6 separate regions of the Homo sapiens genome follow, and all the other regions are linked to region 4. A link is a contact called in ENCODE Hi-C or POLR2A ChIA-PET data. All regions are on one chromosome and are shown on one strand. The core of a region is the stretch at or near the end of the contact, and the rest is flanking DNA. Distances in the headings are between cores, read along the strand shown. Region 1 overlaps PXT1 (peroxisomal testis enriched protein 1). Region 2 has its middle 17 kb from the start of ARMC12. Region 3 overlaps FKBP5 (FKBP prolyl isomerase 5). Region 4 holds the start of MAPK14 (mitogen-activated protein kinase 14). Region 5 holds the start of PXT1 (peroxisomal testis enriched protein 1). Region 6 holds the start of ARMC12 (armadillo repeat containing 12).

What was found. A loop is a pair of places that touch in the nucleus more often than their neighbours do. ChIA-PET counts read pairs that join two places held with the same protein, here RNA polymerase II (POLR2A). Pooled maps may share reads with other maps.
Region 1: a loop to region 4 is called in a pooled map, with 12 times the contacts of the local background. The contact joins the enhancer-like site here to the promoter of MAPK14 in region 4. A Hi-C loop is called at or near these places in 1 of 37 single-sample maps with no recorded cell type and 15 of 50 pooled maps. POLR2A ChIA-PET finds 5 or more read pairs at or near these places in 3 of 52 experiments (MCF 10A, activated CD4-positive, alpha-beta memory T cell and activated naive CD4-positive, alpha-beta T cell).
Region 2: a pooled map shows a loop between it and region 4 (5-fold over the local background). The contact joins the enhancer-like site here to the promoter of MAPK14 in region 4. A Hi-C loop is called at or near these places in 5 of 50 pooled maps. POLR2A ChIA-PET finds 5 or more read pairs at or near these places in 4 of 52 experiments (CD8-positive, alpha-beta memory T cell, HEK293, MCF 10A and 1 more).
Region 3: POLR2A ChIA-PET joins it to region 4 with 13 read pairs in GM12878. The contact joins the enhancer-like site here to the promoter of MAPK14 in region 4. POLR2A ChIA-PET finds 5 or more read pairs at or near these places in 4 of 52 experiments (GM12878, HEK293, MCF 10A and 1 more).
Region 5: a map of CD8-positive, alpha-beta T cell shows a loop between it and region 4 (21-fold over the local background). The contact joins the promoter of PXT1 here to the promoter of MAPK14 in region 4. A Hi-C loop is called at or near these places in 2 of 168 maps with a recorded cell type or tissue (CD4-positive, alpha-beta T cell and CD8-positive, alpha-beta T cell), 10 of 37 single-sample maps with no recorded cell type and 13 of 50 pooled maps. POLR2A ChIA-PET finds 5 or more read pairs at or near these places in 1 of 52 experiments (activated naive CD8-positive, alpha-beta T cell).
Region 6: a loop to region 4 is called in a pooled map, with 3 times the contacts of the local background. The contact joins the promoter of ARMC12 here to the promoter of MAPK14 in region 4. A Hi-C loop is called at or near these places in 10 of 50 pooled maps. POLR2A ChIA-PET finds 5 or more read pairs at or near these places in 6 of 52 experiments (CD8-positive, alpha-beta memory T cell, HEK293, MCF 10A and 3 more).

The regions. Positions count from the first base shown.
Region 1 is chr6:36,421,593-36,426,253 of GRCh38, reverse strand. PXT1 (peroxisomal testis enriched protein 1) reads left to right here. Exons shown (of 5, transcript NM_152990.4): 3 at 163-340. The coding sequence starts at 172. Among named protein-coding and RNA genes, the nearest start is that of PXT1, 19 kb to the left of the region's middle. Within about 2 kb of position 2,898, at least 30 of the 41 ENCODE cell types and tissues checked have a DNase peak (open chromatin) inside an H3K27ac peak, as active enhancers do.
Region 2 is chr6:35,717,503-35,722,285 of GRCh38, reverse strand. It overlaps a transcript of FKBP5 not described here. Among named protein-coding and RNA genes, the nearest start is that of ARMC12, 17 kb to the left of the region's middle. RefSeq lists enhancers at 1,544-1,783, 4,222-4,783 and a silencer at 3,540-3,834. Within about 2 kb of position 2,410, at least 28 of the 41 ENCODE cell types and tissues checked have a DNase peak (open chromatin) inside an H3K27ac peak, as active enhancers do.
Region 3 is chr6:35,599,948-35,604,246 of GRCh38, reverse strand. All of the region lies in intron 5 of FKBP5 (FKBP prolyl isomerase 5), which reads left to right. Among named protein-coding and RNA genes, the nearest start is that of LINC03135, 58 kb to the right of the region's middle. RefSeq lists a silencer at 1,581-1,875 and an enhancer at 2,550-3,055. Within about 2 kb of position 2,791, at least 31 of the 41 ENCODE cell types and tissues checked have a DNase peak (open chromatin) inside an H3K27ac peak, as active enhancers do.
Region 4 is chr6:36,025,176-36,029,771 of GRCh38, reverse strand. MAPK14 (mitogen-activated protein kinase 14) reads right to left here and starts at 1,964. Exons shown (of 12, transcript NM_139012.3): 1 at 1,499-1,964. The coding sequence starts at 1,614. RefSeq lists silencers at 1-260, 1,624-1,723 and an enhancer at 1,914-2,353.
Region 5 is chr6:36,439,738-36,444,122 of GRCh38, reverse strand. PXT1 (peroxisomal testis enriched protein 1) reads left to right here and starts at 1,269. Exons shown (of 5, transcript NM_152990.4): 1 at 1,269-1,588. It overlaps KCTD20 (potassium channel tetramerization domain containing 20), which reads right to left and starts at 1,123. Exons shown (of 8, transcript NM_173562.5): 1 at 1,012-1,123. RefSeq lists enhancers at 6-65, 671-770, 2,255-2,802 and silencers at 931-1,220, 2,379-2,448.
Region 6 is chr6:35,735,245-35,739,607 of GRCh38, reverse strand. It overlaps ARMC12 (armadillo repeat containing 12), which reads right to left and starts at 2,576. Exons shown (of 6, transcript NM_001286574.2): 1 at 2,337-2,576; 2 at 1,436-1,581; 3 at 1,090-1,224. The coding sequence starts at 2,499. LOC285847 (a long non-coding RNA gene) reads left to right here and starts at 2,661. Exons shown (of 10, transcript NR_027117.2): 1 at 2,661-2,767; 2 at 3,730-3,845; 3 at 4,244-4,363. RefSeq lists enhancers at 1-470, 1,079-1,687, 1,688-2,296.

The DNA of each region.
Region 1 (4,661 bases), core at 1,649-4,148, 400 kb before region 4:
AAGACCTTAGGGATCACTCTGGTCCACCTTCTACCCCAATCCATAACTCTCTTATATGTGGAATAAATGCTGCTGATATTGTTAAAACATTAATATTTATCTAAAATACCAAATATTTACTGAGAAATGGGGGAAAGCCTCTGAAAATATGTTTTTCAACAGGGAAAAAACATGAAGAAAAAACATGATGGCATTGTTTATGAAACTAAAGAAGTTCTCAATCCATCTCCCAAAGTAACACATTGTTGCAAATCACTGTGGTTAAAATACAGTTTTCAGAAGGCATACATGACCCAACTTGTCAGCTCCCAGCCAGTTCCAGCCATGTCAAGGAACCCAGGTAAGATATTTGGATTAAACTAAGATAAATAGTTTACTTAGCATGTGTTTTTCTTGCTATTAAGACCATAAAATTGGACATTAAATATATATATATATATATATATATTTTTTGTTTTTGTTTTTTGAGACAGAGTCTCGCTCTGTCACCCAGGCTGAAGTGCAGTGGTGCCATCTCAGCTCTCTGCAACTTCTGGCTCCTGGGTTTAAGCGATTCTCCTGCCTCAGCCTCCCGAGTAGCTGGGATTGCAGGCGCCCACCACCACGCTGGGCTAATTTTTTAAATATTTTTAGTAGAGAGGGGGTTTCACCATGTTGGCCAGGCTGGTCTCGAACCCCTGACCTCAACTGATCCCCCCTCATAGGCCTCCCAAAGTGCTAGATTTACAGGCGTGAGCCACCGTGCCCAACCCACATTAAATATATTATTTAAATATGAACTATAAGAAAATCTATTCATCCCAGTTCTTAGGTGGCAAAAATCTAAAAGTGACTTTGCTTCATGGTACTAAATCTCTTTAGTTTCCATTAGCCCTGAATCATTGCTGTGACGACCAATTAAGGTAATCCCAAATGGGCTAAAATAGATCAAATTTATCTTTTAATAAAAATTAGTCTTTAAATTGGACCTGACAGTGTCAGTATTGTTAAGGTAGGGAACATTCAGATTAGATTTCTTCTCGATTTTGCCACTAGAGGAGAGAACATGAAGGAAAGATACATTTGGAATTTTGCTTTGCAAAAATGTGTGATTCCTAAATGCCCCAGAATGCTGGAAAATTAAAGTTTTATGTTTTGAAGAGCATTAAAGGACAGTGTTAGGTAAATTTATGAGGTTTTAGGCTTTTAGATAAAAAATATGCTAGATACCTGAGAGGGATTATGAACATTAACTTCAACCTAATATCTAATTTTAAAAGAATTACATGCCACTTGAGAAAGGGAAATTTCAAGCATCCTGATAGTTGCTTGCCACCACACCAGATTTTTTTTTTGAGATAGAGTCTCACTTTGTCGCCCAGGTTGGAGTGCAGTGGTACAGTCTCGGTTCACTGCATGCCCGGCTAATTTTTGTATTTTTAGTAGAGCCGGGGGTTTCACCGTGTTGGCCAGGCTGGACTCCTGACCTCAAGTCATCCGCCCGCCTCGGCCTCCCAAAGTACTGGGATTACAGGTGTGAGCCACCGCGACCGGCCTGGTATCCATTTTTTAGAAAGCACTGAATTGACTGAAATTTTGAATCTTCATCTGTTTTTGTATTTGTTTTTGTTTTTTTGAGACGGAGTCTCGCACTGTCACCCAGGCTGGAGTGCAGTGGCGCGATCTCGGCTCACTGTAGCTCCGCCTCCCAGGTTCACGCCATTCTCCTGCCTCAGCCTCCCGAGTAGCTGGGACTACAGGCGCCCGCCACCACGCCCGGCTCATTTTTGTATTTTTAGTAGAGACGGGGTTTCACCGTGTTAGCCAGGATGGTCTTGATCTCCTGACCTCGTGATCTGCCCGCCTCGGTCTCCCAAAGTGCTGGGATTACAGGCGTGAGCCACCGCGCTCCGCCTGAATCTTCATTTGTTAATTCCGTTGTCAACAACAATTATTCCCCAAAGTCTGAGATTGTGTCACCTATGAACACCTTCTAGGAACTTGTAATTTTTTTTAAGAGACGTAATTCACTTAACATAAAGTTCACCCTTTTAAAGTGTACGGACAGAGGGTTTTAGTATACTCACAACGTTGTGCAATCGTCGCCACTATTCTAAGATTTTATGTTTTATTGTAAACTCTTTCCAGTATGTTTTCACACTCTACCTCCTGATCCTCAGATTCCTTGTGAAGCTGATCGCTGTCTTCCGAGGCGTTCTGTGGGCGTTGCTACTTTTGCCTCAAATGCTTTCCTAATTACAGTTTCACTTCAAAAGAAGAGGCAGGTGAAGTTACTAACGCTGCTGCCCTTGATTTAGAGTTAACAACCCACTAGCTAACGTACATGCTTGTTTTCATGCCTAGAACTCCCGTTTTACCATACGCGAGTTATATGTCAAATCTCATTAGTGACTGGTAGTCTGGTGGGCCACCAATGTGCTTTCAACGCCTGCCAAACAATTAGAAACCAGGGATCTTCCAATAAAGTGCTGTCTCCCATGTCCTCCCACTTCTGGCCCAGGACACCTGGGTTGCCTTTCTGTTCAGGCAGCAGCGCGTTTCTCCCCTTCATCTTTATGATACCACTGAAGAAATGAGGGATGTGCGGAATGAGGGGGCGGTGTGAGGGGGCACGAACTTGTTATTACGGCGTCGAGAACGCCAGATAGAGTAACCAAAGACTGATAGAATAAATAACGCTGGTGTGTGTAATTCGGGAACCCGGCCTCCCTAACTCCCGCTCCCGCCAGGAGCCCGAGGCGAGCTACGCGCGCGCCGCCGCCGGCCGCGTCGCCATGTGCGCTCCCCATTGGCCACAGCTGGCCCACGTGACCTCTATCGCCTAACCTGCTCGTCCGCGCGCGCGCTTTTTCCACCACAGAAAGCCTAGGGCGGGAGCGGGGTTCTCACTGGTTGCGCGGGTCGCGCGCCCAGCTAAAGTGCGCGAGGTGGTTCCGAGGACCTGGCGGCGCTCTCTGGCGGGGAGCCTGAGAAAATGCCTAAGTACTGTCCAGAGGAAAACTCTTACTGAGGAAGCAGGAGATTGAGGAGGTCCACCTCTCCCCTCAGTGGCTTCTGTCCGGGGCTGTGACACAGACAGACTGAAAATGGAAACCACAAGGCAGGAATGTGACTCGCTGAAGCCAAGATTTATCTCTTTGGGGGCGCTCTACACATACAAACATAACTCTTCGGGGGAAAATACATAATTTTTGTATGGGGAATTCAAAGCCACATTTTCTTAGAAGAGTTGAGGGTCGTGGGAAGTCCAGAGCAACCATCCTGATACACATCATTTAAGGGAAATTAGAAACTCCTGGGGAAACAAAGATGAGTAAAAGCAAAAGGAGGCCCTGCCCACCATTGCTGTGCGGGAATGGAGTGATTTGACAAGGGGCAGAAGTGTAATAATTACTGATGGGAAAGGGCTAAATAAATAAATGCGTGTGCATGTGTGTGTAAGTAGTATAAATGGGAAATATAATTGTAGAATTCAATAGAGAGTACAGTTTAGCTTATTTTTCTCTTTAAGAGTGCTTGGAAGCTTTGCTTTTGCTTTTTTTAATTTTTTGCCTCGATGGCTCACCAACCCTTCCTCCTCTAGATATACATTTTCTTTTTTAATTCGTTCATTCATTCCAGAAATTCTAGAACCTACTATATTCCAGGCACTGTGCTAGGTACTGAGATGACAGTGATAAATAAAAACAGTACCAGTTCCTTCAGTCATGGAGCGTATGGTCTGGTAAAGGAAGCAGACAGTAGTTAATTGCACATATCAATGTTAAATATAATGTGATAAGTGCTAAGGAGAGGTCTAGATGTCATAATGGGGGATTTGACCTAGCAGGGAGATCAGAGAAGGCTTCCCTCAAGATGCAACCCCTGACATGAGACCTGAAGGGGTTAAGGGGGATGGAGGTTGCAGACAGAGGGAGCAGCTTGTGCAAGGGAGAACTGGGAGCCTCTCCCCTTCCAATTACTGCCCATCTCACCCATTTCCACTATACATACATTAATCTTGCCCCTTAGTTCTCAGGAGACATTTGTTCTCTTAATTCCAAGTTCTTAGGGAGTGCCTGGTTGTAACCTACAATGATTGTTAAAGACAGTGTTATTCAATAGGTAAGTATACATATCTAATATACATATCAATATACATTTAATATACAATACATATTAATATACAGTCTAATATGCATTATCTCTGTTGTTTTGTATAAGAAAAATATACAATGACTGTAACAAATCGTAGGATATGATATATCTCAATAGAACTAAAAGTGCTGTAGACAAAGTAGTGAGAGATCACATGATTTTGGAAGACTCAAAAAAGGCATCTTAGAGAAAGTAATTTTCAAAAATCATTGAGGTAAGATTTGGTCAGATAAAGATACAATTTAGTTAGAGCATAGGGTTCTAAAAGAAGAGTAAGGAGGTTGGACCAATCAGTTGAAATACATTCCAAGGGCTTTGAAAACCAGTCTAAAAAGTTTGTAGAAACTAAGCTAGTGCAGCGGCTTGCCTCTGTAATCCCAGCTATTCCAGAGGCTGAGATGGGAGGATTGCTTGAGCCCAGGAGTTTGAGATCAGCCTGGGCAATGTAGCAAAACACACTCTCTAAAATATTTTTAAAAGTTTGTAGAAATTAAAAAGTTCTATTTAAGTTTTAAAAACTTTCC
Region 2 (4,783 bases), core at 1,161-3,660, 310 kb after region 4:
GGTGCTGCTCTGAGCACCGTGAATGGGTCATTAAACCCCACAGAGGTTCCAGCTTTCAAGAAACTTATATCCTTGGCAGTTGGGAAGGGGACAGGCCATAAAAAAAAAACAGAACAAATAAGTAAGAAAATTTCAGATCACAATATGTGCAAAGAAGAAAATGAATAGGGATGCGATGGAGTGTGATGGGGGGTCTGCTGAGTACTCAGGGAAGGCTGCTATGAGGAAGGTTATATTTGAGCTGAGACCTGGATGACAAGAATAAACTAGTCACGTTAACATCTGGAGGCTGAGGGTTTCAGGCACAGGGAACAGCACAGCACATGCAAAGTCCTCAAGGCAAGAAAGAGCTTTGTGTTTTCCAGGTTTAGAAAAAAGGCTGAGTTCAAATCCACTACTCTCCAGTAATCCTCTGCAAGGATTATTACACCCATTTTGTAGAGATGGAAACTGAGGCTTGGTCAGGAAGGTTAGTTTCTTGGTCAAAATCACAACTGGGAGTACGCATTTTGGCTGTAAAGCCACTATTGTCGGCTGGGCATGGTGGCTCATGCCTGTAATCCCAGCACTTTGGGAGGCCGAGGCGGGCAGATCACCTGAGGTCAGGAGTTCAAGACCAGCCTGACCAACATGGAGAAATCCCGTCTCTACTAAAAATACAAATTAGCCGGGCGTGGTAGCGCATGGCTGTGGTCCCAGCTGCTCGGGAGGCTGAGGCAGGAGAATCATTTGAACCCGGGAGGCGGAGGTTGTGGTGAGCCGAAAGCATGCCATTGCACTCCAGCCTGGGCAATAAGAGGGAAACTCCATCTAAAAAAAAAAGCCACTATTTTGGGGTGTGTGTATATGTGTGTTTTTTAAATAAAAAAATCAAGTTCAGCAACCATGTGTCCTAAATTATCTAGAATGGTCAAATTTCTAAAATTCTTTTTTTTTTTGGAGACAGAGTCTCGCTCTGTGGCTGTGAGTGCAGTGGCATGATCCCAGCTCACTGCAACCTCCACCTCTCGAGTTCAAGCAATTTTCCTGCCTCGGCCTCCCAAGTAGCTGAGATTACAGGCGCCTGCCACCATGCCTGGCTAATTTTTGTATTTTTAGTAGAGACGGGGTTTCACCATGTTGGCCAGCGTGGTCTCAAACTCCTGACCTCAGGTGATCCACCCGCCTCAGCCTCCCAAAATGCTGGGATTACAGGTGTGAGCCACCGTGCCCGGCCCTAAAATTCTTATTGTCTTCTGGACAGTCATCTTGGACATGCTCTGTGTTCCATATCATGACTTCAAGCCTTGCCTTTTTCATGTACTACCAGTGGGATCCTAGACTAGCACTTTACCACTTTAAGCCTCAGTTTCCTAATTTGTAAATAAGGAGTAATTGTAATCATTCCAATATCACAGGCTTGCTGGGAGGATTAAATGAGATCATCCACATCAGGGTCAGCACAGTGCCCGGAATGGGGTACCTGTGAAATTAATGGTGATTCTTCTTTATTGTTACCTTGGAAAATGGAGGCCAACTGCAGGATGATCGTGGCTCCAAGGAGCTGGGGACCCAAGACATGCACAGAGAAAGAGAGACCAACAATGTGAGGCCTCTGATGCATGAGACAGGCAGGGGAGTAGTGGGAGGAGAGAGCAAGAGTGAGCAGCCAGGAGGGCCTCTTCCCTTCCCTTTACTCAGCCTGTCACTCCTCTGCTAGGATCCTGCATTGACACATCTTGTACTTCCTGTTTCCAGGGAAATTCCTCGCTGCCGGACTGCGCCCACCCTTGAGGACCTCACATTCTCTTTGGGCAGAGCGGAAGCCAGACAGAGACAGGGACTACGAAGCGACAATCCCCAGCCCTGTGTGTGCAAGGAGCCCCCGAGGGGCAGGCAGCCACGCTGCAGAAGGCTAGACTCTCCGACCCCCAGGGAGCCTGGTGTGGGCTGCAGGGACAGAACGCTTCTCAGAGGAGGTAGGGACCCCATGGAGTACGTGACGCCTGGCCCTCCAGCTGCATGCTCCAGTTATCAGGACAGAGACCCCTCCCCACCCATTCCCAGGCTTCCCTGGCTCCCTGCTCTGCTGCTGGGAGGCCCTGTCACCACACATGCGCGTGCACGCACTAACATACACACACCCCTCTCAGGCACCCCCGGAAGACCAGCTGCAGCTGGGGGTGGGGGTGCACGGAGCACAGCCAGGGTTCTCAGATCCCTAGCCTGCTCTCCCACCCCGCCCTAGCCCCCAACTGCCGAGCTGCTTCTAGTTTTAAAGCAAAACATGACTCTGTCCTTCCTGCTGCTCAGTGGCAGCAACACTGCCTGGGGTTATTTTTAGCAGGGATGCAGGGAAGGCACAGTTCTCCTTGACTTTAACTAGGGACAACCCCCACCCCTCAGCCAAGACTCACTGGAGGAGGCCGGGTACGGAAACCCCCCTCCCAGAAAGGGGAAATGGTGTGTTTTCTGTTCCTTCAATTCACTAGAATGGGAGTTGCAGTCAAGCTTGGGGTTGAACTGATGGGAAATTCTAGGTTCCAAAGCCTGTGGGCTCTGCCCCATCCCTGGTCTCTGTGTTTCCATGAATCCGGGAAGCAAGAGGCACATGGTGTCTGGAGTCGAGGTGCCCTGTCTGTGGGTGTTGGTGTCCCTGGGAAACTGCTTGGTTATAGCCAGGCTCTGTGGACTACACAGGGGCACCAGGCATTGTGGGTGGTGTTTCACAGGCGCTGGCTAAATAATTCATTAAACTGAGCATGTCCGTTCCGTGTATTTTTCTGTATGTGTATCTTTTAGATGCTAGCAGTACTTTATGAGGTATAATGTACATACATTCCACATCCAGTAAAATGCACAGATCTTAAGTGTACAGCCTGATGAATTTTGACAAATATATCTGCCCATGTAACCATCACCTAGATCAAGATTTCAGACATTTTCACCACCTCCAAATTCCTTCGTGCCCCCTTCCAGTCAGTCTCTACCGCAGAGGCAACTGATTCTGATTTCTATCACCATAGATCATGTGTGTGTTTTACAAAGTTAAAAGAAATACAGCTGCTGTCATAGAAGAGGGAAATGAGCAATAAAGTTCTTAACATGAAAGGGAGGCCTCAAAAAAGGGGTTACTGGAACTGGAAAAAATGAAGGTATCATTGGCTGGGAAACAGGAGGTTTCAGACCCAGCCCAACCCCTCAGGGTTGGGACCAGAGGGCTTGGGACACTTCTTGGAGCAGAGAGGCTGTGAGTTGGGAGGGGGCAAGGGGAGGGCCAGCTGTGGCTCAGGCCCAGCTGCCTCCTGTTCTGCTAGAGGTCCCTGCCCCTCCTCCAGGCCCTCCCCACTGCACAGTTTCAGCAAGGCCAAGGCTGCAAGGAAAGGTTCTCTCAGGGGCATCTACCCAGAGGCAGAGTTTAGGGCCCCTGTGTAGTTAGATTATTTGTTTTTCTTGCCTTCCTCTTCAAGGTTTGGAACTCCTGTATCCTTTGTCCTGCCTGGGGAGGGGAGAGGCTGAGGCTGTCAAAGTAGAGTGCTAAGGAAGAGTCATGATGCTTTTCATTCTTTCCTTCCTTTCTTCATTCAAAAACAGTTATTTGAGCACCTGTGTTGTGCTGTAGATTCTGCTAGGTGCTGAGGATAGGAGAATAACTAAGCCACATTTTAGCTTGCTATGGAGTCCGAATTGGGATTCCCAGGTGAGGCCGGGCCTTATACCTCCTTTGTATTGGAGATGAGGGGCCCAAAGAGGGGAAGTGACTTATTCAGAATCACACAGCTAGCTGCTGGCAGAGGAAGGCAAAGAACAGGGATCCCTGATTCAGCCCTAGATGGGGATAAGAAAGCAAAGGAAACCAAACCAACAGCCGATTCCCCGGTGTTCCCTCCTGCAAGCTTTTTAGGGTGACAAAAATCACTGACCTGGAGTAAGAGGACCTCATTTCTACTGCTAGGTCTTAGAAACACTTCCTCTCTCTGGGCCTCAGCTTTCTTCCATGAACATGCGGGAGGCAGCTTGCAGAGGACCTCTGGCTCTCGCGAGCACACCCTGCATTTTCCCGCCTCTGTGCCTTTGCTCGAGTTGTTTCTGCCGCCTGGAATGCCCCCTTTCCCCTACCACTTCCTTCCTCTGACATTCTCCTAATCGTTTATGGCCTAATTCAAATGCCGCCCCCAGAGGCCCCCCAGTCCTTGGACATCTGGGGAGTGGTGTCATCCAGGTCTCCACTACTAGAACAGAGACAGAGCTGCCTCCATTTTGCAACCCTCCCATCCTAGGGCACAGCCTTCCAGGGAGATGGGGTCTGTTTTGCCAGCCACCGTTGGAGGAATCGAAGGGACTTATTCCTCCCGCCCTACACTTTCACCTGCCCCTTTTCAATGTTCAGAGACTGATGTCTTCCTTCTGCTGGGCCTCCAAGACATTGTGCTTTCTGCTGGCCATGCCAGCCCAGGCTGGAGCATCAAACCTGGGCACTTCTGGCAAAGGTGGCTGCCCTGGGAGGTGACCCCAGGAAGGATGAGACGGCGGGGCCTCAGCCAGAAGCACAGCTGCCCCACCTCAGTCGTCCAGTCCTCATTCACAAACACCCGGGCAGAAATCCTCCTTCCACCACAAACACATGACTCCTGTTCCCACAGCCATGTCCAGACCCACTCCTACCTGCCTGCCCACAACACCGAGTTTGCAAAAATGTCCCCCACGCTCCCACAGCTCCCCTGCCCCTCCCATGGGTGTGCATTGCCACAGGTGCACATTCATTGCACATACACACAGGGTGCACACAGACATGCACGTGGGC
Region 3 (4,299 bases), core at 1,542-4,041, 430 kb after region 4:
GCTTGAGGCCAGGAGTACAAGACCAGCCTGGCAACATGGTGAGACCCCATTCTTAACAACAACAACAACAAAATAGCCAGGCGTGGTGGTGTGTGCCTGTAGTCCCAGCTACTAGGGAGGCTGAGGAAGGAGAGTAGCTTGAGTCCAGGAGTGTGAGGCTGCAGTGAGCCATGATCACACCACTGCACTCCAGGCTGGGCAACAAAGTGAGACCCCCAACTCAAAACAAAAACAATAAAGAGGCCGGGCACGGTGGCTCACACCTGTAATCCCAGCACTCTGGGAGGCCAAGGCTGGAGGATCACTTGAGGTCGGGAGTTCAAGACCAGCCTGGCCAACATGGCGAAACCCCATCTCTACTAAAAACACAAAAATTAGCTGGGCATGGTGGTGCGGGCCTGTAGTCCCAGCTACTTGGGAGTCTGAGGCACAAGAAGTCCTTGAACTCGGGAGGCAGATGGTTGCAGTAAGTGAAGGTTGTAGTGAGGCAAGATCACGCCACTACACTCCAGCCTGGGCAACAGAACGAGACTCTGTCTCAAAAAAAGAAAGAAAACAGTCTTTTGTTGCTGCTGCTGCTGTTGTTGTTGTTACAAAAAAAAAAAAAATTCCAGCCAATTGGCCATTTATTTTAGAATAGTATTAAAAAACAAAGTTTCCATATCAATATAAAATTTGTATAGCTTCCTAGAATTTATTAAAATAGGAATACTAATAGATTCAAAAAGGAAAATTTGTATAAATTAGTGAAAATTACCACCCTGTCCTTAATGCCCTATTTTAAGATTAGTCATTAAATAAATATTTACTTGCTGGCCCTGAACTCTGTGCTGGGTACTGTGAGGCACAAAAGAAGTACAAGATACTGCCTTTGCCTACTAAGAATTTTATTCATACTTTGACAGCTTTCTGTGTTGAACCAGTAAATGTTTTCTTACACAGAGCTCTAAAACATGTTTAATCTGGTATAATTTACCACTAGGCACAGGAAAATAATTATAGCTAACATTCCTTTAGTTTGTCTCTGTATATCCACACTTAACAACAGCATTTTCACATGATAGACACCCTGACATATGAATGAATGAATGAATGAATATCAGGTGCTAGATTAAAAGCTCTAATTCAGTATCTAATTTAATCCTCTCAACAATTATCATTTAGCTAGTGTATTATCCACATTCTATCAGTGAAGAAACTGAGCTTCAGATCACTTTAATTACCTTGCCCAAAGTCATAATTGAAGTGGCAGAATGGGACTGGAATCCAGGTCTAACTCAAGTGCTATAGTGGTGTGAAGGGAAGACTGGTAAGGGTTGGTGTTCATGGAGAATTTGTTGCTGGGTGTATACTTCTTGTTTAGATTTCCTGTTTTGAAAACATTCAAACTTGATCAACCAAAAGAAATCATTTGCATAAATGTTATTCAGTTCCAGGAGCCAGGTTCCACGCCTGTTAGCATCTGTCCGTCAGTTCTGTAAGCAATCTTACAGTGGTGTGTGTTCATCCTAAGTAGTACAAAACAGTGCAGAGGAGGAAGGCGGACAGCTTAGGGGAAATCTGACCACCATGCGTGTTGGAAGTATTTCTCTTGTTCTCCTGCTTTTAGAAAGCCATCTCTGCTTGCTTTTTCAGGGGGTTATTAAGATCCTACTCTCTTGGATACTGTGCTCTATTAGGCAGGAGACACAGGCAGAAAGAAGCTCACTTGGCATGAATTAGGCAACAGAGAAAACTCTTGCTCAGTGGGAGTAACCTGTCACAACCTGGTTTTCTCTGGCCAGATAACCAGTCTTGTCGAGTAGTAATGCCATTACAACATTCCCATTCAGATCCTCATGACCCAGTAATTGTTTTGAGAATGAGTGCAAAGCTATCAGACACCAACTACTATAATTAGAAAAGGGAAAAATAGACACTTACCAGAGCTAATGTCTTTAGGCTGGAGCATTTACAGCTTTTTGTTTTTTGTTTTTTAAGTTATGGAGCCTCTTTCTCAGTTTTGCTTCCTAAAATACAAATTGCATGGTTTAGGGGTTCTTGCATTTCATTTTTGTTACTGCTGTGCACTCTCTTTCCTTTTTTCCCCCCTATTTTAATCGGAGTACAAATTGCTGTCAGCACATCGAGTTCATGTGCCAGCCACATTCAGAACAGGGTGTTCTGTGCTCTTCAAAACAAAATTGCTCTAGGGCAGTAAGAGAACAATAAGTCAGAGCTCCAGTTTAAGTGATGTTTTGCAGCTCGCTTGATGTGGTTACACTCCGATTGCGCAGCTAAGCTTGGGTAATTTGGTTTGGTTTGACTTTGTGGGGATTTGGAGGACCTCCCTCCCCCTTTAAGTTACATAGTCTTTAAGTCAAGAAAAAAATGTTGTCTCTTTTTAACTTGTTTATTTCTTTCTCTACCAAAAAAGCCCTAAGTAGAAGCATCCTGTATGTACTTTTATTCTCTTTGGGCATGTCATAGATGATTTACTTCCCGTAAATCATGCTGGTTGGGATTAGCAACAGACCTCCTGAGCCCTACAGGCTGCACTCCCAGTGAGTCACGATGGTTATTATTAAATATTTATTAAGTTAGTATTTGCACTAAAAGATGCCAGGTCAAAAAGCAACCACAGGGCTTCCACAGCCAGAGCTGCCATGGTTTTTGTTCTGTTTTGTTTTGGTAGGAATTTTTAAGATAACATTAAAAAGAATAAGTGGAGCTATAGGAGCTAGGCTCATCTGCATCTGTTACTGCAATCAGGGCCCCTACTGTGGCAATCAGCAGTCTTTCCGTGGCTCCAAGTGGTGTGTGAGTTCTTGTCAGCAGTCTCGTAGAACTTTTCACATCAGTGTTCCAAGTTTAGAAACCAGTTAACCCAGCAATGCCCTTTGCTACTTGTAGATGTAGAGAATCAATGGGCTGTATTCACCATGAGGCTGTGATACCTCCTTTTACTCTGACATTCCGAATGTTGTCAGTATTACAAGGCGATGGTTTTGGTTTTTTATATAAACTGGGGTGTATATGTCTGGATGTATATCCGTTTAAGATTTTATAGTACTGCAGGGTCCAATTGTGAAGGGTTAGATTTACCAGGAAAAAAAAGATTAGTCCACATGTAAAGTAGAAAATATTTATAAGAGCTATCACAAATGTTTACTGTCCTATTACAGCATCAGACACTAGTTCTGTCATTTATTGTCTCTCTGAGAAGACTAGCTACAATGAATGTTTTGCTTTCTTAATTATGCCTTTGTTACAGTTTGACTTTTTTTTGGCATGGTTACTTCATTTATCTTTCCCAACATGTTTATTAGTAGCCAATCTTTTTCCCTCACTAATGATGGGTTATCACATCTAAAGAGAACTTCTGAAATTACTCATTTAATTTTAATATCAAGTACATACATCAAGCTGAAAAACAGCCTAGGAAACTAACGCACAGGCAGGAATCCTTGCAGAGTCTCTGGATTTCCTGTTTTGAAAACATTCAAACTTGATCAACCAAAAGCCACAACAAATGTACTGATAATTTCCTCCCCCACTAAATGTACTCTCCTTAAGGGAGGAAGATGATACTTCCAACAATAAACTTCAGACAAAAAAAATCTGTTAACTAAGTTGTGAGCTACTAGGACAATAAATCTCTATACTTGAGACATTCCACAATACATGAGAAATTTACTTTGCTCAGCAAATCTTTTTTTTTTTTATGAAAAGTGTTATTAGTCTAAATTTCTTGGGCAGAGTTTTAAATATTTAGAAATGCAAACTTTTTAGAACTCTTAACCTCCTTAGAAATATCAATTTTTACTCCAGTAAAAATATCTTTTTTTTTTTGAGACGGTCTCACTCTGTCACCCAGGCTAGATTACAGTGCCGCAATAACAACTCACTGCAGCCTGGAACTCCTAGGTTCAAGCAATCCTCCCACCTCAGCCTCTCGAGTAGCTGGGACTTATAGGTGTGCGTCACCACCCTCAGCGAATTCAGTAAAAATATCTTAAGCCTCAGACTCCCTGTAGAACCTCTCTAGTATGCATGTACAGTCATATGCTGCATAACATTTTGTTTAACAGCAGATTGCACATAGGACAGTGGTCCCGTGAGATTATAATTCCATATCTTTACCTTCTCAATGTTTAGATACACAAGTACTTACCATTGTGTTACAGTTGCCTACAATATTCAGTACAATAACATGCTATACAGATTTATAGCCTAGGAGCAATATGCTATACCACTTAGCCGAGGTTATAGTAGGCTGTTCCATCTAGATTTGTGTAAGAACATTCTAAGATGTTCCCA
Region 4 (4,596 bases), core at 715-3,214:
GTCAAGCACGGTGCTATCTGCAACATAACTTAAGCAACTTGAACTAGAAAATGCAATATGATCTGTTGCTGGACACAATTGCACAATCTCAATTACCCAGAAGATTCTACCAAACAGGAAATTCATGATGTGACTTTGGGAAACACAGAAATCATATTTAAAGATTAACACATCCAAAAGCCTGGAATTTGTTCCAAAACAAAAAAACGATTTTACAGGCCCGTTTTCAAATGACGCATACAATACGAATTACTAAAACACAGAAAAAGCTAACAGTTAAATCTGATACTTAGTTTAAGATCCGTAGCTTTCAAATTATAGAAAATCTAAAATACAGGGTATAAAACCTTGGAAGTTAAGAGAGCAGTTAGTGAAATATTTCAGGTCTGGAAATTATATGCTATCGACTTAATTTAAAACACACTCACGGTGTAAATTAAAGCTAAAAAGTATCTCTTCCCTTCCTTTTCTATGTGGTTCCATATCCTTACGAAAACCATCGTGTACCTCAGGCCATAAATGCAGATAACTAGATAACTCCCTGCAAGCTCTCTAAGGGACTTTTAAAACACAGTATTCGCAGGAATTATCTCAAAAAATATTTACAATACCTCCCAGCACTGTTAATAACTTTTTGATCTTGAGGGCGCCTTACAGATCTGAATCTTTCTTGCTCCAAATGAGAAAATTGTTTTGTCGAACAATACTTAAATGAGCAGTGGTATGTGACTAATCAGTGAGCCTGCCAGTTTCTCAAGCTGCAGTGTTCTTGCAGGCACTACCACCGCCGCCCCTCCACGGAAAGGAAATACGCTTTCAACCGAATCGGAAACACACCACTCAAGCTGGCACAGTGCTCACCGAGATAAAGTCGGTATTTTAAGCTCTATGGATCGCTGTTAATTCAAGTGCGAATTCAAAAAGAACGCTTTTCAAGATGGGATTTCGACAGAGTTTTGAAAAAAAAAAAAAAAAAAAAAGGCCCGGAGAGAGCTCCCTTCCTGGTCAGTTTTGTTCAGATGACCGCAGTCTTCGGGTTGGGCTGTGCCCTTCTGCTTCTCCCGGCAGTTCCCCGAGCTTGTCTGCTCAGAGGACCCAGGGTCCGGAGCCCCAGCGTGGGCGCATCACGGGAGAGGGTCCTTCTGCTCCAGGTAGGCAGGGAGACCCCCAAGGAAGCGGCCCTTCCCCCGGTGCCTGTTGCCGAGCAGCAACCCTCCGAGAGGGGAAGGCGCAGGGTGCTAGCCAGAACCGAGCTCCAGCACCACCACCTACCTCTCGCAGCGGACCTGAGTGCTGCACACGGTGGACCGCATACCTGCGTGAGTGCAGGGCGAGGGGTGCTGGAGGTGCAGAACGGGCAGAGCTCGAAGGGGCAGCAATGCCCTCCCCCGAGGAAAATTCCTGCCACTTGACGCAACGCTGAGCAGTGGAGCAGGCCTGGCCCTCGGGCGCGAGGGGCCACCCTGCCCACAGCGGCCCCAGGCCCAGCGACACTCACCACACAGAGCCATAGGCGCCAGAGCCCACTGGAGACAGGTTCTGGTAACGCTCGGGCACCTCCCAGATTGTCTTGTTCAGCTCCTGCCGGTAGAACGTGGGCCTCTCCTGAGACATTTTCCAGCGGCAGCCGCCGGGCAAGAAGGTGGCCCTGTGGGGCCCCCGCCTGCACCCGCACCCTCTCCCCGGCCCTTGCTGCCCGCCCAGCCGGGCGGGGACCTTGCGCTGGTCGCCCGCGCAGGTGCGGCTGCCGCGACCCCGCAGACTCCCGCGCGCGCGGCTGCTGTCAGCCGCAGCGGCTGGATGTGCCCCTGCGACTGGGGCAAGCCCCGCTAAGGGCAGGGACGCGCTCCGGCGCTCAAGACTGCGCCCGCCGCGATCTCCCTGCACCTTCGCCCCTACAAGGCCGACTCCGGGCTGCGTCGCAGTACTCCCGTTCCAGCTGCTGCGCCCGCTAAGGCTCCAGTGGTCGCGGTTCCAAGAGCCAGCAAACGGGAGCCTCCCGCAGTACTCTCGCGAGAACAGCTCCCGGGACTCTCCGAGAGCCGAGATTTTACCCAATATGGAACCTCTCCGCGGGCGGGGCTTCGTGAGAGAAGAGGATGGGAGGAGCAGTTCTCGCGAGAAGAGAACAATAACTGGAGACCAAAGGCAGAAACTCCCAGGGACTGTCTCCTTAAGGGCGCGAAGGCGGACCGGGGAAGGAAGAGAGAAGCTGGCAGCACACGCCTCGCGCGCCTCACCGTGGCCGGCGGGGCAAATACCTGGCTCTGTGGTGGAAAACGACACTGACAAATAGCGTGTCGGGGAAAGAGTCAAAAGATCTTTAACTGCGAGTAGTTACCAGCAGCAGAGCACCTGCTCACCTGAACCCCCAAATTCCAAAAAACACTTGCATAAAAAAGAGACAAGTGGCCGGGCGTGGTGGCTCACGCCTGTAATCCCAGCACTTTGGGAGGCCGAGGCGGGCGGATCACCTGAGGTCGGGAGTTCGAGACCAGCCTGACCAACATGGAGAAACCCCGTCTCTACTAAAAATGCAAAATTAACCGGGCGTAGTGGCGCGCACCTGGAGTCTTAGCTATTCGGGAGGCTGAGGCAGGAGAATCGCTTGAACCCGGGAGGCGGAGTTGCGGTGAGCCGAGATCGTGCCATTACACTCCAGCCTGGGCAACAAGAGCGAAACTCCGTCTCAAAAGAAAGAAAGAAAGAAAGAGACAGGTTCCGGCCAGAAGGCTGTTGCATTCCCATCTGCTCAAGGACATATGGGTTACTCTTTGAGATGCTGACGAAATATGTCCCAAAGGCAAATGTTAACCCTGCATCAAAGCTGAGGCTTTCCAGGGGCTGGGCTCAGTGGCTCACACCTGTTATCCCAGCACTTTGGGAGGCCGAGGCGGGTGGATCACGAGGTCAAGCGATAGAGACCATCCTGGCCAACATGGTGAAACCTCGTCTCTACTAAAAAAAATACAAAAATTAGCTGGGCGTGGTGGCACGACCCTGTAGTCCCAGCTTCTCGGGAGGCTGAGGCAGGAGAATTGCATGAATCCAGGAGGCGGAGGTTGCAGTGAGCTAAAATCGCGCCACTGCACTCCAGCCTGGCGTCAGAGGGAGACTCCGTCTCAAAAACAAAAACAAAAACAAAAACAAACCGAAGCTTTACATTAAAACTCTCCCAGTTAAACTTACATGCAGAAAAATCACCCTGGGAGTTTAAGATGCAAGTTCCCAGAACTCACAGGGAGTCTAATTGGGTAGGTCAGAGGAGGTCTTGATCAAGAGCATGCATTTTTATAATACATCTTAGGTGATTCTGATTCAGGAAAGTCTCTGATATCTCCCTTTGAGAAGCATTTAAAAAACCGTTACACTGAAGATTTGAAACTGACTCCTATCCTGAAGAGCCATCAGTGAAGAGGATTTTAAGCATTTAACTCAGGCCTCTTCGAGTAAGGAGAATAGGGCAGGAGTCTCATCGAATTTAGGCAAGTCAACTGACCTTTCCTGAACCTCAGTTCCAGCTTCTACGAGAGAATTCCTGCCCTGCATTCCCGACTAACAGAGTCATTTGTAAAAACCAAACAAGATAAATGTGAATGGGCAAGGCATTCTAACCCCATGCCTACATCCATTATCAACCTATGCCTATGCTAAAGCTTGTTACAATGAGCAGAAGAATCAGATCCTGTCTCATTCTCTTAGTTTCTTGTATTAGAAATAACTAGATCCAAGCCAGGACATTTCTCAACATTTCCCGTGATTATTCTATTTTGTGTCATACACACCTTGGAGGGCTCAGACTTTGCATATCTTGTCCCAACATCTAGCACAATGTCTAGAACATAAAACATGTGTCATAAATATTTGTTGAAAAAATTATGAACAGTGACCATGATTTCAAGTGGTACAGTATCCTCAGTCCTCTTCAAGGAAAGCAATATAAAACCAAAAAACAGATAGTCATGGGTGATTCATGGAAAGCTGTTTTGGATCCAATGTAGCTTAGGCTGGAATTCTCTTATCTACAAAAACATGTTGCTTGAGAATGTTCCAAACTAGGGAGGATAGGAAGCTTTCTAAGAAGTAATGGAGGGTGAAGGGGAAGTAAGAGCAAAAACATGATTGTGAAGACATGAGGGATGGGGTTGGGGGGATCAAGGGAATGAGGGAATGGTTACAAAGGGTGAGGAGGAAGCTTGGAAGTAGGAATCCTCAGAAATGCACATTTTTATCCTACAAATTGGGATGATGAGGTGAGGGTGAATGAAAGGGTAAAGATAAAGTAAGCAGTATATTCATACACTCATTCAACCAATGTGTATTAAATGCCTACTAGGTGTCAAACACTTGCAGTTTAAAAGTGATTAAAAACTACAGTTGCTGCCGGTGTGGAGCTTACAATCAATGGGAGGGCAATCATTCAACAAAAATTAATTGAATACTTCCTATGTCCACCACACTGCTGTAGGCACTGATAATAAAACAGTTAATGAAAGGGATAAAAGTCCTTGCCCTCATAGGGGTAAGATGATTTACAAAAAGGAATACATAAAGTGCATTATAAGGTAGACATTAACACAGTCATCAAACAAACAA
Region 5 (4,385 bases), core at 20-2,519, 420 kb before region 4:
TGCTAGGGTACTGCAACCTTATTACTAAGGAACAATCTTCTGTTTCAGAACTATGGCCTAGGAATTGGGGTTTCAGGTGGGGGCCTTGAGCGGAAGTCCTCTGACTCTGGATTCATCACATCCGACAGACACTACTACAACACTTTGTTTTGAAGACCATTAAAAAACTACCTCAACTTCTCGCACAGCGAACAGGAACAAAACTAAGGACTCTGGGACATATTTTCATAAGCTGGTTAAACAGTTCCTTCACAGCCTTGTTTATCATGTTAGTTTGTTCACTAGATTCTTATTTAAAAATAAATCTCTTCAACTGAGGAATTTTCAGAAAGAATCACAAACTCCAAAATAGAAGAGTTTTCTCATAGTGCAGAACTGGGCTTCTAAACCTGAAGACACTGCTATAAAAAGCAAAGTTTTATTTAAAAGAAAATTGCTGGTTAAGGCTTTCCCCAGCTCTTTTGCACTCAGAGCCACGGATGAAAGCTGGCAATTTGCGGGTGGCAGGGAAGGAAGACGCGGAAACAGGGCTGAAAAGACCGAGCAAAATGCGCTCGGCTCCAGAGTTCAGGAGGAAGTCCCCACCAACTACCTAATTTTTAATGGAGCCAATTAATTGCCAGAAAAACCGCGTCTGCAAATGTTTTGCCAGTCAACACTCCAGGTTCTCGCCATTCCTCTCCGGCGGGATGAACCACCCGAGGCCTGCAAAAAGCAGTCAAGCAGTCAAGTTACACTTCAGCTGTGCCCACCACCTGGGCGCAGCGTCGCCTCCCTCCCCAGGATCACCAGACTCTGCCCTCCGCGCGGAAACAGGAGCCCATCAAGCCGCTGCCCACAGGTTCCTCGCGCCCAGCTCAGCCCCGCGGCCTTTCGACTCGGGGGTCCGAACCGCCGCCGCGTCCGGAGGAGACGCCCCCTCGGCCACAAAGGGAAGACTCGGGCCACGCCCGCCGCCACACTCTCCCTGCCCGGTCTTCGCGCCCGAAACCGTACCGCGCCGCCACTTACTCGTCGCTCCCCGCCGCGCTGTCCCGCTCGGGGCTGGAATCCGCCCGGGAGGCGCGCGCAGGCCGCGCAGCCAGAAGCCGCAGCCGGGACCGGCTGTGCCGCAGCGGCGCGCGCCCCCCGCCCCGGACCGCGCGGCCACGCGGCTGAGTCACCCAGCGCTTCACGTTAAGAGTCCCCTCCGCGCGTGGCACGCCGGGAAGGCCGTGTCTGGGGACCCCGTCCGGGGCCGCACCGTAAATGGGTGTCGCCTTTCCTCCAGTCCACTCTGCACCCAACCTCAGCGGGCGCACTTTTCTGAGTTGCGCATACCCTCTCAATTATTAAAGGTTGCAGACGGAAAAGTTAGTAGTTTTCGGAATTGTAGAATACGCTCGTGCAGCGCCAGGACGGCTAATGCTTACCCGAAAATGTGGAACCCTGATCTCCCCATGCGTGGAGCGAGGTTGGAGGTAGCGTAGTAAGAATACTGGAGTTGCTTAAACGCATTTGCTCGAAAGTCACTACCCTGGATATACATTCTGGCCAAAAGAAAGGGGGAAAAACTCCACATTTTTCTCAAATACTGAGTTTCATGAAGGTACCTGCTATTACAAAGGTGTATTACAAATTTTAAATCAACCGGAAGCAAGTTACTGGGAAAACTGTGTTATGAGTAAAAGATTTCAGCATTCAAAAAACATCTATATATGGTCCATGTCCTATGAACCAAATGCTGGAAAACCCAAAAGGAAGTTCTTATTGTCACGGTTTCTAGTGGCTTTTGTACTTTTAAAAATTACACTAGGCCGGGCTTGGTGGCTCACGCCTGTAATCCTTGCACTTTGGGAGGCCGAGGCGGGCAGATCACCTGAGGTTGGGCATTCCAGACCAGCCTGGCCAACATGATGAAACCCTGTCTCTGCTAAAAATACAAAAATTAGCCGGGCGTGGTGGTGGGCGCCTATAACCCTAGCTGTTTGGGAGGCTGAGGCAGGAGAATCACTTGAACCCAGGAGGCAACTGGGAGGTTGCAGTGAAGTTCCCTCTCAAATATATATATATATGTCTATATATACTAATTAAATATACTGATTATGCAAACTATTTGTAAATTGTTGAAAGCTCTATAAACTAATAATAGCACAAATTTTAAAATTCGAAGTCGATTCTCCTTTTCCTTACAAGAGACTCTCTGAAAACTAATTTGGAATTGGATTAGAATTGGTGTTGAAGTGGAAGGAATGTAAGAAAATAGTTTGACTCAGTAGGTTTCACACGGTTAACGGATACTTGTATAGCAAATTTGTTTTATCAGGGTCAAAAAATTTAATTTTCAAAACTGAAGACATAAATTTTTTCATTATAATTTGGTCTTAGAGGCCTAGAGGGTCATTTTCCATTTCTATTCTCCCTCGTTTATGACTATAAAGTATGCAGGACTGTATTGTGTTTATCTCAACATGGACTAGGCTGTGAGGCTGCACTCGTCATCTGTAAGTCAGTCTCACGTCCCCATGGTGACTCAGCTTCCCTGCTGCTTGCGTCAGTGGCTCTGCCCTCCCAGCACTTCCGGGCTGGCAGAAGAGCTAGATTGGAGAATCCTGTAAGGGCTCTCCTTTGCCTCTGCCAGAAGTGAGTGGCCTTTTCACTTCTGCTGACGTTTCACTGTCCTGAACTAGTCACCAGGCTCAACCTGACTGACTCTAAGAAGGCTGTGAGATATAAATTCCTGTATGCCTGGAGAAAAGGAATATGAAAAAAGATTTAGTAAACACATGGCTATAAACCAATTTGAGTGAGTTATAGGCTCCAAACTTTACAACAGTAGCAGCATAGAGGATTGTTCAAACTAATGCCTTTATTTCCATTTTTATAAAGTACAGTGTTACAGCCTTTGAGTCAAAGAAAAATAAAAAACCTTCTGATATTCCTGCAAAACAGTTCTTGAAACAAATTCTTCCTTTCTGGAAAGATTCCTTCCCGTAGATTTGTATATTGTCTTTCTTTTTTTTTTTTTTTTTCTTTTTGTGGAGAATGGAGTTCTTATTCTGTTGCCCAGGCAGGTCTTGAACTCCTAGGCTCAAGCTATCCTCCTGCTTCTGCCTCCCTAAGTTTGGGGATTACAGGCATGAGCCACTGCACTGGCTGCAGATTTGTGGTATACAAAAATCTGGCCTGAAGTTTGGAGAATCAGGCTAACTACCGAGTCTTATTATTATTTTTTAAACACTTTCATTTTGGAAATTAAAGCATACAGAAAGATATAATAAACACCCGTTATCCATCATCCAAAATAAATAAGTGATAACATGACTTTTAATAGTTAATGGTTCAACTTTTGGCTAAAATTTCATATAATGAACAGCATATCAGACTGGGTACCTTTTTTGGGCAGACATCAAGGAGACGGGATATGAGAAATGTATATTCACAGAAAGCATAGGTGTTTGCTGGTTTTTATCATTTTATTTCTAATTTAATGTAGGTATCTCAAGACCCCGAGTCTCTGATATTTATTTGTATCTGAAACCAAAACCTTCTTCTTTTTTTTTTTTTGAGACAGTGTCTCCCTTTGTTGCTCAGGCTGGGTGATCACCACTCACTGCAGCCTCGATCTTCTGGACTTAATCCCCCTCCCAGGTTCACGCCATTCTCCTGCCTCAGCCTCTCGAGTAGCTGGGACTACAGGCGCCCGCCACTGTGCCCGGCTAATTTTTTGTATTTTTAGTAGAGATGGGGTTTCACCATGTTAGCCAAGATGGTCTCGATCTCCTGACCTCGTGATCCACCCGCCTCGGCATCCCAAAGTGCTGGGATTACAGGCGCAAGCCACCACGCCCGGTCAAGGTTGACTCTTAAGAATAAAAATATTTTTTAAATAATAGCTATTGTAAATTGTCATACAAAAAGCTAATCCTCATTTCTACCGACTAAGCTTATGTAGTAAATATAAAAACAAACCAAAAATCCCTAGATTTTGAACTGTCTCTCTCGAATAATTAAATTTGCTAAATGTTCGTTTTCTTTTGTTTTCTGAGACAGAGTCTTGCCCTGTCACTCAGGCTGGAGTGCAGTGGTGGGATCATGGCTCACTGCAACCTCAACCTCCTGGGCTCAAGTGATCCTCCCACCTCAGCCTCCTGAGTAGCTAGGACTACAGGTGCAGGCCACCACCCCAAGCTAATTTTTTAATTTGTAGAGAGGAAGTCTCACTATATTGCCCAGGCTGGTCTCAGAATCCTGTGGGGAGTCAGGATAGGGGAGTCAGGAAATGTGGAAATGTGTTACGCTGGGTTTCGGCGGAGGCTGGGTGTAAACTGATAATGTTTATCTCTTGTTATTCCTGTTAATGGTTTACAAACAGGCTCTGGCCTTCGTATCCCATGTACTGGCTC
Region 6 (4,363 bases), core at 1,327-3,826, 290 kb after region 4:
TACGAAGGAATTCTTAATGGGACCCATTTAGGATTAAACAAGTTTTACTGTGGATCTGAAGAAACGCCACAGGTCTCCACAAACAAGTTTATTGGGATCTGAAGGAATTCCTCAAAACTCCTTGATTTAGCAAGAGACAAAATAAGGGTAATCACCCCAGCACCTGGACCCATTTAGATTAAGTAAATTTACTGAGGCTCCAGTGGAAGGTCTTCAGGACTCAGACCTTAGTTATAAATTAAAAGAAGTTAATCACGTCTTTAGATGAATGCACATTTACACATAGACATATAGCTTAGAAGGTATATAAGTTCTGAAAAACTTTGTAATTTTGAGTTGGTCCAGCGATAATTTCCTGGCCTTCTCCCTGTAACCGGTTACAGAAATAAAAACTCTCTTCCTCCCCAGTTCATCTGCATCTCGTTATTGGGCCAGGAGCAATAGCAGCCCAGCCCTCAGTTTGGTCCAGGAACAGGCCTGGAAGCTCCGCGCCCTGACACCCTGCCCTATGTGTCTCCTCCGTTTAGCTGTTCCTGAGTTGTGTCCTTTATATAAAAAACCAGTAATAGTAAGTAAAGTCCTTTCCTGAGTTCTGGGAGCCATTCTAGCAAATTAGTAGATCTAAAAAGGGAGTTGTGGGAACCCCCGAATTCATAGCGGGCCAGTCAGAAGTCAGACCTATGATTGGTACCTGAAGTCGGGGGGAAGTCTTGGGGGACTCAGCCCTTAACCTGTGAAGTCTGCCCTAACTATGGATAGTGTCTGAACTGAATTGAATTGTTGAACACCCAGCCAGTGTTGGGAATTGGTGTCAGAAAAAACGTGGCAGTGGTAGGGAGCTTGTGGGGTAGTGGGGGTCCTTCTCTTTGGGGTTGAGAGATACCACTAGTGCCTCAATTCAGTTTCATCCTGAAATTCAAAGGCCTTCATGACCCTGCTGGGAATCTGACCACCGTTTTCCCACTTATTTCTGGGTTACAAATTCACACCCAAACAAACTTCTGGAACATGACCATTTATCCTATGGCAATTAAAGGACTTAAGGACTATAGACATCCTGCATGCCCCACCACGCATCCCTGGGCTCACCTGGATTTTGAGCCTGAATTTTCTGATGCCAGAGAAAGCTTTAAGTGTATTCAGAGCTTGGGTTTTGACACTGTTGTCCTTGTCATCCAGCATGTAGCCCAGCAACACGATGTCATCCGTAGTACAAGCAGAGGCCTGGAGTATTGGGGAGAGATGGAAGAGGCAGGAGAAGCGGGTGTTCTGGGCCCACTGCCCCCCATGTCACCAAGATCCCTCCGCACACCCCCCCCCCACCGCTATCAGCCAGAGAGAGGTCCCAGGATATAGTCTGGCCATTCCAGGGGCAGGGATCGGCCGTAACCCCCAGGGGCCAGGCCGGCTAGGGGGGACCTCCTGCTTCCCTTACCTCAGCCTCCAGCAAGTACACACAGCGAGTGATACTGTGCAGGATCATGCTCTTGGCATACTCATCCTGTTTGCACTCCAAAGAGTTGAGGAGCCTCCGGAGCTCACCTGAGTCCCGCCCGTGCCGCTCTCGCTCGACTGCCAGGCCTAGACAGCCACCCCAGCCCAGTTCAGGCTGTGGACTCAGAAGTGATGAAAGAATGGGGTTGGGAAGTAGGGGACAGGGACTTGGGGACAAGGCTGCCTTGCCTTTTCGGAGAAGCCTTCTCGCCATATGCAGGACCACCATGTACAGTTGAACGAATGTTTACTGCACAAGGGCACCCTATCTAATGTTGTATTGTCCATAACGTACCATCATAGATTTGTCCATTTACTCTAACAACTGTCTGGCATATGGCGGTAACAAGTAGTATTTCATCATAACCAGTATGTGGCAATGATATTCCAGCAGATGGCAATAAAGAGTCTTGCAGAAGGGGCTCATTTTCCTACTCTGCACAAAAGAACATGTGGACTAGTGGAAGCTCTGGGCATATAGTAAGTCCTCCAATCTTCCCTTTCCTTAAAGCCTCACGTTCCTAGGGCAGAAAAGGGATGGGGGGAGCTGCCGACACCAAGTTTCCAAGAAGTGGAATCCTGGGAGCCAGAGGAAATGTAGTATTTGGAGACCTGCCAGATGAGTCTGAGGATCCACTTGAGTGAGATCCAGGGACCCTGAGCTAGCATCTCTGGCAGGGCCTTGCCTAGGACGCTGCAGGGTGGGCTTGAGGAAGATGGACAAGAGAAAGACAAAGGAAAGAGGAACTTGGAGGCATCACCTTTGGGCCCTCCCACAGCAGAGGCCTCGGGAGCAGGTGCCTCCTGGGGCAGAGCCCTCTCCCCAGGGCCCGGACACTCACGGGCGATGCAGATGGGTGAGTTGCTACAGAGGGGTGGTTTGCATTTTATGCCAGCCTTGATGGCCTTGTAGAGCAGGTAGATCGCCCCGGCGCCTGTGGCCAGGCTGACTACGCTTTTGCGGATGTCCAGTTGCCCCAGGTATTGGGGGATGCTCTTGCCCATGTCTTCAGTGTTGCCCTGGGCCCAGGTGAGAGCTAGGCCCAAGGCACCTGTGGGGGGCCTTCCGGAACCAGAACTCTGGCAGGGTCAGGAACCAGGGTACCAGAATTGGAACCTAGGCAACAAAGGAAACTGGGGAGATAATGGGATGGAGGGCAGTGGTCAGGAAATGGGGCAGCCAGGAGTGCTCGAGAACAGATGGGGCCAGGCACCATGGCCCACACTTGTAATCCCAGCACTTTGGGAGGCCAAGGCAGGCAGATCACTTGAGGTCAGCAGTTCGAGACCAGCCTGGCCAATATGGTGAAACCTTGTCTCTATTAAAAATACAAAAAAATTAGCCAGGCATTGTGGCGCACACATGTAATCCCAGCTACTCAGGGGACTGAGGCAGGAGAATCGCTTAAGCCTGGGAGGTTGAGGTTGCAGTGAGCTGACACGCCACTGTACTCCAACCTAAGCGACAGAGCAAGACTCCATTTCAAAAAAAAAAAGAGAAGGTTCTGCTTTAGAGACCACAGGAGATGAAGCATAAGACAGAAGGGGAATAAAAGGGGAGAGGGCAGAAGTGTCCTTCACATCTCCTCTTCTTTAAGGGGGGACCCCAGCAGGTAGCTCCAGAGGCTGCCTTTCCACCATTAGAGGGCAGCAGAGGTCCATTTCCGGGCTGGGGCCTTAGGGCATTTCTGGGTGAGGTGTTTGGGGTATGCCCATTGACAACCCTGTTCCTTTTCTTTCCGGGCCCTCCCATATGTGATCTCTCCACCCTAGATCTACCCCTGGGCCTTGGGGTGTTTCTTCAGGTAGGGTTCCCTCCCCGCATCAGAGGATGAAAAGGAGGGGAGTATCTTAGAAAGCATGCACAGACTCTTGAGGCAAATCCACCCTTTTCCAGCATCTGCATGTTGCCCTGAAGTTTACCTGTTTGACAAAGTGCTCTTGAGGACAGCTACCTTTGCATCTCCAGCATAGAATCTTGTACTTAGCAGGTGGTTTAAGTCATGTTCTGCCATTCTTTAAGGACTTGGCGGCAGAACAATGACAGCATCTAGTAACTGGGGCTCCAGACCCTTCTAACCAGAGTGACCTTGGAGGAGAAAGGGATCGCCTTTGCCTTAGTCTGTTTCTGCATTTGTAACCTAAAGGGATTCGGATTTACCATTCTAAAACTCCAGGATTAAAATGTGGGTAAGTCTGTGCCTTTCAGCTAAATTTGGAAGTATCACCTCTCAGCCTCCCCAGGGATATGAGGCGGCTTGTGAGGTCCTCTGGAGTCAGAAGATGCCACCACCCCAGAGGATGTGAGCCCACCTGTGGAGGTCTTGATCCCCACCACTAGGATGGGGCAGGTGAGACCAGACCCTTCCCTCTTCCCCACCAGGGTCTCCCCGCAACTTCTGTCCCCACTCTCTGTTGCAGAACAGGCAAGTGGCCAGCTCCAAACTAGGGCCACGCCCACAGCCAGTGCTGAGCATGCTGCACCAGAACAGGTGTTCACCTACCTGGCCCTGATCCCTTTTTGGGAGAACTGGGACAGAAGGCTCTGGGTCCTGGGCTGCACCCAGGATGGAAGGAGGTAGGGAAACAGCATCTCCAATGATGCTGCGGCCAGCCAGGCCTGCCCACTCAGAGCCTTGGCCCAGTACACCCTAGGCAGCAGGCAGGGAACAAGCAACACTCCTGGGTGGCCATTCTATTCCTGTCCTCAGCCCTCCTCAAGGGTCATCATTCCTGGCACTCTATTTAGCCCCAAGGTGGGTGACTACATGAACTCCCTGTGGTGAGGGGTGAGTAGAAGCCCATGGAAGCCTCCCCACTGCCATGCAACCCCATCGCATCTCCACTGAACTCCGAGCAGAAAACGGCT